Linked DNA regions of Mus musculus: region 1 is linked to region 2. A link is a loop called in an ENCODE intact Hi-C map of the cell type or tissue named here. Cell type or tissue: left cerebral cortex. All regions are shown on one strand. Each heading gives the region's core, and the rest is flanking DNA. Links, peaks and the distances in the headings are about the cores only. Region 1 overlaps 4930447J18Rik (RIKEN cDNA 4930447J18 gene). Region 2 has its middle 60 kb from the start of 4930447J18Rik.

Region 1 (6,830 bases), core at 1,240-6,239, 51 kb after region 2:
GGTGAGTAGCCTGGGAATATTCGCCACCTCACTGTTACTTCAAGAGCACTAGGAAAGGAGATGGAGAAAGCCAGGCAGCACCGCTGTTCCTTGGAAGCAACCCTGCTATTTCTCTAATGCACTGCTCTCAAGTCAAGGCCCTTGTAGAACAGCTTTAGCACGAGGCAATCTGCAGGCAGCCCCCTACTCCCAGGAGCCTCAAAGCCCTCTGGTCTTCAGAAGGCTTCAAGGGGGAGCAAAGCTTCCAGTAATCGCAACAGTTTCTCCAAGAGGGGGAGGGGACGCATTTCAGCAATAAGCAAAGGAGAGAGAAAATCAATAAGGATGTGTGTAATGAATTTTTGTTTCCTGAAATAGCCGGGCAGGAGCCTTGCCAGGAAGAGTTAGGACTAATCAGTTGCAAGATGAGAGACACAAATCCAAGAACATTATTCAGATCTGCAGCCCCCCTGGGTGGCAGGATGTTAGCCACAGGACTTTCAGGGGTGTAGGACTGTGGAAGAGCTGAGTGGAGGGGGCATGGGGGGAGAGCAATGTCTGTCCTGCTTGCTGAGGAAGAACTGTCGCTTCTCTGGCTGGCTTGGAAATGGAGGGGGCACTGGGCAGGCTGCATAAATGGATACTTTCTTGAGGTGGCAGGTCAGCGTTCTCCTGCTATCATTTCCATGTTATTGTTCTCCTACTATCATTTCCACGTTATTGTTGGGCTATAGTACATAAGTAAACACCAACCCACAATACTGATCCACAGTAGTGTGACCTCTGGCAACAAAACCCCTCCCTGCTCAGATGTGATTTCTGTAAAATAGGGAGCTAAGCACTTAAAGCCACAGGGCTGAGAGGATTCAATGAGATCGCATGTCAATCACTAGGCTGCTGCCTTCCTCCCGTGGCGATGCTGGTATACAATACTTTGTACAGCCGCTGTTTCTATTTACTGACCCCACTGTTATGATGATAACTGTCTTTTCCCAGAGTGTTCTAGATGGGTCAGAGCCATGCTTTCCTCCCAGAATACGTGGTGGCAGAACCAGTCAGTGCTGACTCAATGAAAACCTTCCCTCAAAGTCTAGGAATAAAAGCAGGTGTTCCTCATTTTCATTGTCTGCCTTGAGCATCTCAGAGGGTGGATGTACGTTTCACCTGAAAAAAAATTTTTTTAATGGAAGGAATTCCCTTATGGAGATTTTAAATATCTAACAATTCACTCAACAGTGACAGAGCAATTAGCTGGTATTAGCACCTCTTAAAATTCTCAGAAAATTTTTTTCCCCTTCACTTCTTGTCATAAAGTTCTCTAAATTTAGTGGAGTGGGTCTGAACCAGGCCGACATCATTCTGGCAATTCCTGTGGCTTCATTTTAAAACTCAGTCTTGTTGGAGGTAGGATTTGCATACAATGAGAAAGACAGACACGTCCAGTGTAGTTTGCCAATACATGCAGGTAACTACCACCTAAATCAAGATATATGAAATGTCCACCATCCAGATAGGCTCCCTTGTGCCCGTCCTAATCAATACTTACCAACCGCCCCTTCCAGCCCCAGACAATCACCGCCAGTCACATCTATTATAGATTAGATTCATCTTTTCCAGAGTTCCATTTAAATGGAAACAGACCACATGTAATCTTTAAGTCTACCTCTTTTGCACAGCAGAATGTTTTTGGGATTTGTTCACGGTATCACACATATCAATAGTCCATCCCCTTTTTATTGCTAGGCAGCGTTCTATTATCCCAATATAAAAAAAGAAAAAAAAAGAGAGAGAGGTCATCCATTTACCTATTGATGAACTGGGTTGTTTCTGGGTTTGACCATTCAGAAACAAGCTGCTATGAATATTCACACACAATTCCTTGAGCACATTGTCATTTCTCCCACAAATGCCCAGCCAGTGGTATTGCTGGGTCATGTGACACACGTGCACGAAACGCTAAGAAACTGCCTGCTGTTCTCCAGAGGACGCCAGCAGTTCCCTTTCTCGCTTGCAGTAGTTCTTGTGGCTTTGTGTGCCTTCGAACTTGGTATGGTGACGACTGTATTTTTTTACGAGTCTTTGTTCTGTTTCCCCTGGATCTCCCAGCATTTCTTCTTCTGACCCTGTCTGCTGCCAGTTTCTAGAAATTCTACCCCTCCATTTAATGTCTGAAGGGCAGAGCAAGGTGAAAGCACTTAGCATTAGATTCCATCCCTCCGTTTAAAGGACCTCAGGAGCTTCTCAGCGCCCCCACCCCTAATTGCTCCCATTTTCTCCACTACAATCCACACACACTGATCCCCATGCTAACTCCCCCCCCCGCCCCGCCCCACCCCCTGGCCCGTGTTTCAGGCAGGTGTAGCTCTGGAGTAATCTCTTTCCAGAGAAGAAAGCACAACAGACCACTAGTTCCTAGGACCTTCTTTACAATGTCTGTCCCTCTTCACTTGTCACCTAACGTCATTGTACAGTTCCTTTGGGCTTCTAGCTTATGCCAGTCACTAACTTCACAGTGTCTGCCTGCCGACTGTCCTTGTACACGTACCCATTGCTTCATGATGTGAGCAGTCTGGGTTATGTCTCTTCTCCTGCTGTTAATTCCTGTCTTAGAAATTAAAATCTCTGTCTGTAGCAAAATGAAGAAAACATGCAAAGTATTTTCTTATAAGATTACAAAGATCTTGACTCACAACAAAACAGAAAAACAGACAAAATCACCAATGTACTTTCTTCTTCCAAAAATTCCAACATAACCAGATTATTCTTGGACAAATAAATGAATAAATAAATAAAATTGAACAAAAATAAATTTTTGAGATGCAAATCCTAAGATCTTTCTTTAAAGACGTGTAAATGACCTCTCTTAAAAGCAGGTAATAGAGTGATTCGCAGCTTCACACGGTCAGGTACTCTCCCTGGTAGCAAACATTATTTTTCAAAGTCCACACTTTAAAAGAATGAAAAAGTCCTTTTTTTTAAAAAAAAAATATTTTTCCAATTTTAGAGTTAAGTAAATTACAGATATTCTGCCATTATTCTTCTCTACTTGCACCCAGGATGCCTCGGCCACCTCTGGAAGCTGTGTCTGAGGCCAGCCTCCTCTGGGAGATGTTTGGAAGACTTTTCTTTCTCTTTTTCTTTGCAACAGACATTTTTATTTTAAGAGTAAATTGACTTTCACATCCAAAGTTTCCAGTTCAGGCAGAAACGTTGAACCCGGGAGCTTTCAGTAAGTTATGAACTCTGCAAAATGTGTTCTCTGCCATCTCGGGGGTACGCTCAGCTTCCAGCCGTGGAGATGCAACGGTCGAACAGGCTGCAAGAGGCACGCAGCCAGTGCCCGAGACAGGCAAACAATCAATAATGCTGTAGCCGCTGGAGGTTTGGAAGGACGGAGGCACAAGGACTCCTGAACACTCAGTTACAGAACCAAAACCCTCCACACCAAAGCAGCACCGCTCGGAAATGCAGGAGCTTAGATTTAGAGAAAAGTGTGGCAAGAAATAATCGCAAGCGCTACAAACAGGCAATCACAACGACTTTAAAGGGAAAAGATGCCTGCCATGCCTTAGCTAAAACGCATATTCTAGAAGGATGGTTGGGTCCTGATCACCTTCCCTGTGTAGGTTGGTGGTTTGTATGGTATGACTCTTTGTGTTTGTGCATGTGTGTATGCATGTGTGTGTATGCATGTGTGTATGCATGTGTATGTGGCTGCCATAGGTTAGTGGTATGACTCTCTGTGTCCATGCTTGTGTATTCATGCATGTGTGTGTATGGATATGTGTGTGGTGGCCATAGCTTAATGTTGATCTTTAATTATTCCTCACCTTGTTTTCTGAGAACTGGATTTTGAACAGGGACTACAACCCACTGATGCAGTTGGTCAGCTTATGTTGTAGTGACGTTCATGAGTGACTATGGAAGCCAAATGACCTTGGATAAGTACTTACCCTTGAAAAGTAGTCAAGGGGCTGGAGAGATGGCTCAGCCATCCGGATAATGCTTCCAGGAGTCAATAACAAGCCAGTCACTAGATCTTCCCTCAAGAGCACTTGTTGCTCTTATAGAGGACCCAGGCTCAGTTCCCAGCACCCATATGGTGGTTCCTTACCATCCATAACTCCAGGTCTAGAGGATCCAGTGACCCCTTCTGACCTCCAAGCACACTGAACACACACATGGAGGCAAAACGTTCATGTACATGAAGTTAAATAAATAACTCTTTGAAAAAGAAAATTAATTAGCACAGTGACCCTGACCCCTTGATCCCCAATTTTGATGAGAAAGTAATAACAATAACTTCACTACAGTGTTTTTATTAAATTGAAGAATATACACAAAGACTGTGTGCAACATTTCCCGGCAGGCAGTGGGAGTTAAATAAGTGCTGACCATTACAATCCAATTGTTAAAGAAATAATATTCCTTCCCACGGATAAATCACTCACACACTTGGAGATTAATAAAAGGGGAATCTCTTTAATATAGCGTTAGTCCATCTCTGGTCAGTGTAGTAAATCCACACAAGAAAGATACAACCATGGTGACTAATCCAAATAAGAGTATGAGTCCTTTAATTTTGGTTAGTGACTGAGAGCAGGCTCAAGCCTCAAAGTCTTGGTGCCCAAGCTCAGGACACAGCATTTTAAAAGGGAAAAATGTAATTACATCAATGCTAGGTGAGGGTCAGAGGAACCTTGAAACATTCATTTTTGATAGAACATAGACATAACATAGCAATTATTTTTGACTTACACCTCCTTCAGTTATTTTAGTTTACGTTTAGTTCATACAAGCATTACTTATTTTGGTTAATATATCTGAACCATGGTTAGGGTCATGGAAATCTCAAATGTGTTGCCAATGTAGCCATGACTGTTGTGGTTGGGGTGAGAGGTCTGAGAAATGACTGCATAAACACAAAATAGTCAGAACAAGATGACATTGCCTTATTTACTTCAGTTACTGCTCAGAGAGGAGACACTAGTGAATAGAAGACCTTACTAACATATATGATCAGAGCTTATGTATTCCACACACTCTGTGATTATTAAGTCTCTTTTAGGTCCCAGCTGCAGGTTGCAATCTGAACCATTTAAACATAGACAGGAGCCTAAAAGTCTGAGTGCTGGGGCAGATGAGAGAGCTACACAGCAAAGACATCGCTAGAATTCTTTCTAAGTACACTGGTGGTGTTCTTTTAGAATAGTTGTTACCCAGGGTCATCTTGCCCACCTGGTAGAATAATGCCTTTCGTGGCCCACAGGTTGAGAAGTGCTGCCTTAAAGGAACCTGACTCCTGAGCCACAAAGCCATGGCTGTGCACCGGACTAAGACAGCATAGGCCCCGAGGAGTTCTAAGGCAGAAGCTGTATGTTGTCAGCCTTCCACGTAGACATAATCAAAATTGTCAGTGATTTGCAGGTGCACCAAGGACAGTATTGGGGCACTGCTATCCCCCCTCACCCTCTTTTCTATACCAATCAGTTCTCCCTTTGGGAAAGACAAAGTACACTTGCAAATATTCACACATATTTGACAGGACTTAGTCACAACAAGTTTAAAATAGCTTGTGGGCTCAAAGACAACAGGACCCTGAGCCATAAAAGAAATGTTAATGTGAAATGATCTCACAAGAATGCTTCCAGAAAACAGTGGCATGCCAGTCACCAGGCCTCCAAGTCTGGATTGGGTGGGCTAACACTATGGACTGTCTTTGCAGCTCAGGCTCCACCTCAACTAGTGGCTCCTGGCATCCTGCAGCCCCTTGGGGTCCACCCACCCCCAACTCCCTGTGATGCATGCCAGCTGCAGTTTAAGTGCCTGGCCCAGGACAGAGAATAGGTATTCAAATATTTAATTCAATGGGTGGGAAAGTGGATGGATGGATGGATGGATGGATGGATGGATGGATGGATGGATGGATCAATAGATCAATAGATGGATAGATGAGCAGATGGATTTATATCCTTCAGAGGAGGCATCTCTGATTATTAATGGATACCAGATTTAGGAAAGGAATCTAGTTTTGTCAGAGGAATCAGAGCAAACTGCCTATCCCAAAGCTGCTGACCAAAGACCCTCCAGGGTTCCTCCTGGTCTAGAATGAGACACACAATAGTCTACGCTTGGAATAAGGCATGGCTCACCCTGTGCTCATACACACTCACAAAGACAACAGTCGCCAAGGTCACCACCATTGTTAATCCTAAAACCCACAAGAGAAAACCAGTTTCGCCATTTTGAGCCAAATTTGAAACAAGCTTTATTACTGACCAAGATGGAGTTTGGTCAGGCCCAGTCCCTGGGACTTCCAGCTGAGAGGCCTCAGACACTCGTTGCAGGAGCTTATAAAGACAACCCCATAGGCCACCGTACTTTCCCATTAGGCTTTTGTTATTTTCCAAGAACTACAATACCCAGCATTCCTGGAAGTTACCTGGTCCTTGGGCAGGTGGGGCTTACAGATTAATTTCAGGCATTATACCATCTCTGTAGCTATTATCTTTACAACAAGCCTCTTCAAACAAGGTATCTGTCAACTCTTCATTTGTCTTTCTGGCCCCCTCAAGTCTGTCTGTCGGGACACAGACAGAACACACAGGTCTACTAAGGGTTCTGTAGCCTTTCCCTCATTCTTTGGACCTATAGCTATTTATTTTGAATATGGGATAAGTATATATGCATTACTGCAAAAGTACAAATGGTTACAAATCTCATCTTAATTATAATAAACACATACAATATTTTAGTACAAATCACTAGTGGCATAATTAAATGACAACATACACTTTTGCAGATGTTTCTCAAGTATACATAGATGTGCATACATGCACGAACTGCTGAAA
Region 2 (6,830 bases), core at 1,261-6,260:
GGAGTCCTACAAAAACATGAAGTTAACAACCATCTCAAATATGCAGAGGACCCAGCACAGACCCTTGCAGGCTCTGTGACTGCTGCTTCAGCCTTTGTGAACCCCTGTGAGCCCTCTGTGAGTTATGTTTAGCTCATTCTGTTTACTGTGTTCCCCTGGTGTCCTCTACTCCTCTGGCTCCTATAATCCTCCCCTCCTTCCACAGGGTTCCATGAGCTCCCCCTCTTTGGCTGTGGGTCTCACCATCCACTCCCATCACCTCCCAGAGAAAGCCTCTCTGACGATGATTTTTCTTACTTTTAGTAGCTGTTTTGTAGATTTACACAATTTCTATAAACAAGATTGTGGTACCTCTGAATAAAGACAGTTTTGTGTCTTTTCAGCTAACATCTTTTTAATTTCGTTTCCTTATAGCTCTGACTAGACCCTCTGTGTGATCTCAAATAGGAATGGCTACAATGTGGTGTTCTTGATTTAAGAGTAACAAATTCAGTCTTTCACTGTTGACTATAGTGTTGTTGTAGACATTGTGTAGGTGCCCCTTTATCAAATTGAGAAAGTTAGAAACTCTAGCACAGCAGGCATCAGGAAGGGGCCAGGGTTAAAAAAGCCAAGTGGCGTTGCAAGGAACATAGAGCATTATTCCTTGTAGGAGTTGGTGAAGATAGTGGCTGATAATGAAGCTATAAAATGGAATGAGATGAGGTAGCATCTACCATCCAATGCCTGATTAGGAGGCCACCAACAGCTGCCAGTGACACTTCCTGGTGACTGCAAGAAGTTAATGAGTGGGGTGGATAGGTGAGACAGTCAGCAGAGAGACACTGGCTTATCTGGAAGAGTTAGTTCTCAGCTCTAAAGATGGCTTTTGGAAGTATTTAATCTCTTCACCAATAACCTAGTTATTGATGGTTAAAAAAATCCCTTTTTAAAAAAAGTATTCAATTTAGTACATGTTATAACATGTGCCCAGTTCCCAGTTACTTTAAATATTTTGCCTAGTGCTGGGAGATGGTAAAGGTGCTTACCACCAACCCAGATGACCTCGGCTCAATCCCCAGGGCCCAGACAATTGAAGGAGAGAACTCACTCTGTCAAGTTGTTCTCTTGCCTCCACACATAATAAAATAATGTGGCTGCATGCACACATCCCTTAGTCCCAGTGCTCAGGAAGCAGAGGCAGGTGGATCTTTGTGAGTTTGAGGCCAGCCTGGTCTACAAAGTGAGTTCCAGGATAGCCATTGCTATGTAGAGAGAACCTGTCTCAAAACAAAAACAAAAACAAATAAATAAAAAAAAACAAATAAATAAATATAAGTAAATAAACAAACATAATAAGAAAGAATCTTAAAAAGAAAACATATTGCCTAAGATCTTTCAGGAACAAAGGGGTATATAAGTAAACAGAAAACAAATGTGTGTTAATCTAAATAGGCAAAGAATATCACACAGGAGATAATCACTGTTTTAAAGATATCTACTGGGCTCAAAAGAACAGCCAAGTCCCAGCTAAGTTTCTCACAAGGACTCTCTGGGGTGCAAAGTATTTCTTCCATTAAGCCACTAAGTCACGGACCAAACTGTTGAGATGTCGAGGTCTTATCTCCTACCTAAAGCCTCTGGCATCCCTTATCAATAAGCAGTGAAAGTACTCACCACACCTAACACATCCATGGCGCTTACTGTGTGTTTCATAATATAATATTTACTCCTCCTGACACCTTCACAACCAGGCACTATCACATGTCCCTTCTACAGACGAGGAAGACTGTAAACAGGGACCTGAGTATCTACCCGACCTCTTGCCTAGCAGTTCCTCTCTGGAAAAGACATATCTTGTGAGGGTTAGCCCTATGTTTTTCCTCTGGAACAACTCCAACTTATTTTAACTCAATCTGAGCTGTTTCTTCTCCGCAAATGTCAGGAATCTCCACTAAAGCCTCAGCACGTCCTCTTAGTTCATTACCTCCCTGTGTGAAAACAAAGTTCTCCAGAAAGCATCCCTGGCCTCACTCTAAGGTTATTGCCTGAATCACAGACTTGGTTTTTTTCTCTTGCTTCCATAAAGGCCCCAATTACCACATTGCTTCTTCCTAGGGATCTGGGACTCCGTGCCGATAATCATTCAAGTTTCTTTAACAAGTAGGCAGTGGCTCTGTCGTCCAGGGGACATCGTTCAATAAACATGCTGTGTCTCAAACCTCCCCGATCTCCACTTACCTCTGAAACTAATTACCTTGCTAACCTCAGAGGCTGTGTAGCCATGCTAATTAGCTGCAGGATAGTGGCAATCCTCGGCTCTTAGGAGAGAGTCCACACCATGGAGGCACAAATGGCAGCTCTGGAAGTGGAGGTCAGCTCTTCTTTGAGAGTAAGCCCCAGAACTTGTCAAAATAGCTCTTGGAGATGGACTTGGATGCAGATTCCTCCTAGTGCTGAGCACAGCCATTAATTAACTTTCAGAGAAATAAAGAGAAACAGACATGGAGGGTACCCCATTAACATTTTACCCCTTTTTCTGAATAGCAATGTGTATGCTAATTTCCTGCCCAGTCCTTCTATTAACCACAGTCTCTAAGGGGAACTTAGCCAAAGCAGATTAGCCAACATGTTCCCCGATGACAAAATGTTCCCCCATAAATAATGCTTCAGGCAGCACTGTTTATTTGTTCAACTTTAACGTTTTCTTGTGAAGGAGCGTGATGGAGGCCATCACGTTTCCCTCACAGAAAAGATCCAGGACAAAGGTTCTTGTTTTTCTGCAAGCCAAGGTCAGTGTTGGACTTTTCTTTTAACTTTCCCATTCGTTCCAGTTATAACTTTGCCCTTAGAAGGAGCTCTTTTCCAAAAGACCTATCGGGAACAAGCTGTCTCCAAGGAGGAGTTGAAAGGTCACCAACATTTTCATGAGCAGTGAGCAACAATATGTTCTATGGATTCTGAGCCTCTCCATGAGAAAGGCTTCAAGAAGTAGTCTGGAATTCAGTAGTTTCTGGTGGCTGTAACTGTACCAACCCCACGATACTACCCACTGTCTATAATAACCTCCAAGCCTTCACTGTGGACTAGCACCCCTCTGCACTGCCCTGTTCCTCCATGATCAGTGGACAGCGGTTGCCGGACAGGTGGGAGAAGGACAAGTCAGACAGAAGAGCCCCTGCTGCACTTTGGTTACGACCATCCCAGAGGAGGACGGACATAGTGGTGCATACCTTTAATCTCCACACTTGGGAGGCAGGGGCAGGTAGATCTCTGTGAGTTCAAGGCCAGCCTGGTCTACATAGTGAGTTCCAGAACAGCCAGGGCTGTTATACAGAGAAACCCTGTCTCAATAAATTAATTAATTGGTTGATTGATTTTCGAAAGGCTCCCAAAAGCCTTAGTCGCCAGCCTACAACACTACCACAAAGTACTGGAAACTTCAGATGTGATATGGTATGGCGGAAGAAAGTTTGATCGTTACACTAGGTTCTACACTTGCTTTCTCTTTTGTTTCTGGCTTCTTTAAGGTGAGGGCCTTCTCAGCCAAGTGCTCCCAGGGGATGGTGCAGCCTCAGCACAGACCCAAAGCATCAAAGCCAACTGAACGAGCTGAAGCTGTGAGTGCAAGTCAACCTTTCCTCCTTCTAAGTTGACTCTCTCTGGCATTTTGTTATAGTTCCGGGACACCGGTTTACAAAGCTCCTAGATCAGTGAGGAGCAAGAACAGTCGAATGTTTTCTTCAGGAAGTCTTTAAAATGTATTTGCATTTTACACCTTCCTGTGGAGGGAAATTCTCAAGGCAATGCATGCAAGGAAACCTCTGAGGGCCAGAGAAGCTGGAGCCTGAACAGGATGGCTGGGGAGCACAGCCTTGAGTATATGAGTTCCTATGCAACATCCACAAAGCTCTTCATCATCAATCAGCACACACTCAAGTACGTGAAGTACAGAATGTTCCGAAGCTAACGGGAAGAGCAGCCAATGTCCTGACACTTCATCTCCTCCGGGATCTTTTTTTTTTTTTTTCTTTCTCTTCAGTAAGCAGCCAAAACTCGCTGCGAACGAGCAGCTGCAAAGGTTGTGCAGAAAGCTTTTGCCATCTTTAAATAATTTCTGACGCACAGAGGAGGAGTGTGTTGGATCAGGGAGAGAATGTGATGTTTCTCTTCGGTGTCAACCTGAAGGGCATGAGATATTTCTCTGCCCATCGATGCTGCTGCCTCCTGCCTGCTCCTTCTTCCTTTCCCCACCTACATGCTAGCATTGCTCACTTAATTCCAATGTATGTATCATATTACCTTGGCTGTAAGAGTGTTCATTATTGATTTGCTGGCTATCTTTGACACAAGTGTTACCCGGTGGACTTTGTTACTAAGGTATAAGCAAGAAACTGGACTCTTGTTAGATAACTCCAAATTTTATTGATCCATCACTTCTACGTAAGGATACAAATCTAGGAACAATGAATCCTGAAAGTTAATTGAAGGTAAAAATCGAGAGCACATTTTTTTCATATTCGGAATCTGCTCAGGGCCTTTTCTGTAAGACAGGTGTAGAGATAGAACTACATCTTGGCAGGGGGAAAAATTCCAGTAGGCACATTCTCTATCCCTCCCTTTAAAAAAAAAAAGGAGGGGGGGGGCTAAGACTTAACAGAGCAGGGAAGGATTCCATTCTGTACACACAGGGTTTTGAGAACTTCCGATGAAAGTTCTGTTTCATTTGTTTCACAGCTATTCAAAAGCAGACAGAGCCATCTGCTACACCTGATTGCCACTCAGGCCAATTTCCTGATGTTGGTAGGGCTGGCAGCAGTCTACCATACCCTCGCTTGGAAAACAAAAGAGAGAACCCTCAGGGAAACTTAAGGTTACTCAATTATAGTTAACCCAATAGCAGAAGACAGTGGAAGTGGCTGTCATTCCATTTCCTCAGTCAAAGTGACAACTCGACACAAGAGGCATGTGAGAGAGGCTGGCGTGCTGGTGAACGAACCATAGGTGGAAATAAGTAGGCCAGTCAGGAAACAAAAGCACCTGGGGTTGGGGGAGGGATATTTGCAATAGACAAGATGCTTATAATCTGTGATAAGAACTTCCAGTTTCCCGTGGCAGAGGAATCCATCCTCAGGTGGATCCTCACCAGACCACACCTTCCTCATGCCATCTGTGCCTAGTCTTGGGCTTGTCCTGATGGTAGTACCTCCCACAAAGGCTGCACTTCCTGAAGCACCATGCGTGCCTGTTGTAGACTCTCAGACAAGCTCCCTCCCTCTGGGCCCTAGACCTGTTCTTCTCAAAGCTAGGACCTTACCTCACCCCCACCCCTCCAGGACGCTGACCCTCCAGGACACATGGCCATTAGGTGGTTTGTGGTGAGGTGAGGTGAGGTACCATTCTCTCCTTTTGTTTCAGTAATGTTTGCTAAAGCTTGCTATTGTACAGCCTAATGGTTAGGGTGTTTAGAAGAACAACTCTGTGAGTTCTTAATGGACATTCCCTCTCTGTCTGGCTTCTAGGGGGTTTCAGACTCCAGGACTCCAGGGCTGCATCTGTTTATGAAGCCTCCTCCTTTCTTCTTCCTTGAGGCTATGTTCTCTCAAGAGGTCCGCTTACCTGTCATGGACAATGGCTGATGGATAAATCTGAAATACTCTAATGAATCTGATCTTATTAGCCAGAGATCAGATGGAACAGGGCTTCCTTCCATCTGTAAATAGGGAAGACTTCCTAAATCCCCAGAAAGGATGCCCAGTGAGGCTGTGGGGCTCCACGGCAGGGAGTCAATCCACGAGGTGATCAGCTCCCATGTATTTGCTTTATCTGACCCAACACTCCCACAAGCTGCTGTGGAAGTGCTTTGTGTTTCTATTTCCCAAAAGGTGCCTCAAAGTTTTGAATGAAAATTCAAAAGCTTTTCAATATCTCTAAGGGAAATGGTTGGATCAGGTGGTTGTTAGAAACTTCTCACTTCTCTGTGAACTTCCATTATTCTGTCAGGCTAAACAAAAATACCAAGTCCTCATTCATTTCTCTACCACAAAAGTCAAGGATTACGAGAGAGAAGGAGTAGGATTTTTGCTTCTTGTACCATAGTCTAGTGCTGAATCCAAACTCTCCATTCTGCTTAGCAAGAGACCAGCATTCCACTGTGGTATGCCTTTATATCTTGCTTAACACTGGGGAGTCCACAGAACAGCTCTTGGTGACTTGGGAACAAACAAAAACAGAAAATGTTTTCCGTGATTTTCATACTTTAACTGGATGGTCAAAACAGAAAGTAAATATTTTATATTACCAAAAATTTTAGTTTTCAAAAGTACAGCTTAGCATTTATTGCATGGATACAAGGTTTATAAGATTGTGTGTGATAGGAATTTCTCCTTCTATTTTTACACGGAATTTATTTCTATGCAGAATATAGTGCCATTTCCTTAATCATTTATATATTCTTTTACTCACCCAGGCATTTGCCTACCCATCCATCCATCCATCCATTCATCCACCCACCCACCCACCAACCCATCCATGCACTAACCCATCCTTTATTTCTTCTATCTTATATTTGAATGACAGCCATCTTTTTGTCTTTGTGCTTAACAAAAGAAGTGCCAGAATCAAAGTGGGCAGGATAAGGAGAACACATCTGTCTCTTCTCCTTGAGTTATCCCTTCCGTGTTGGTCAGAACCCTACTAGAGACACAGAAATGTAGGACATGAGAGATTTACTGGGGGAGGTAACACACTGAGAGATTTACCAGAAAGAATGTTTTATGTGACTGTGGGGGAAAGCCAAGCAGGTCCAAATTCCCAGAGAGCAGCATCAGGACAGACAAGTTGGAATTTTC

What was found. A loop is a pair of places that touch in the nucleus more often than their neighbours do. Peaks named below come from ENCODE experiments on the same cell type or tissue, not always from the same donor. Only the 100,000 strongest peaks of a DNase experiment are listed, where the experiment ranks them.
Region 1: a loop joins it to region 2, with 2.0 times the contacts of the local background. A loop is called at or near these places in 2 of 42 quality-filtered maps.

The regions. Positions count from the first base shown.
Region 1 is chr14:47,904,435-47,911,264 of GRCm38, reverse strand. All of the region lies in intron 2 of 4930447J18Rik (RIKEN cDNA 4930447J18 gene), which reads right to left. Among named protein-coding and RNA genes, the nearest start is that of 4930447J18Rik, 9.0 kb to the right of the region's middle. In left cerebral cortex, for the core only: no CTCF peak of the experiment used is centred there; no DNase peak of the experiment used is centred there.
Region 2 is chr14:47,955,507-47,962,336 of GRCm38, reverse strand. No RefSeq gene overlaps it. Among named protein-coding and RNA genes, the nearest start is that of 4930447J18Rik, 60 kb to the right of the region's middle. In left cerebral cortex, for the core only: no CTCF peak of the experiment used is centred there; DNase peaks (open chromatin) are centred at 2,486 and 4,125.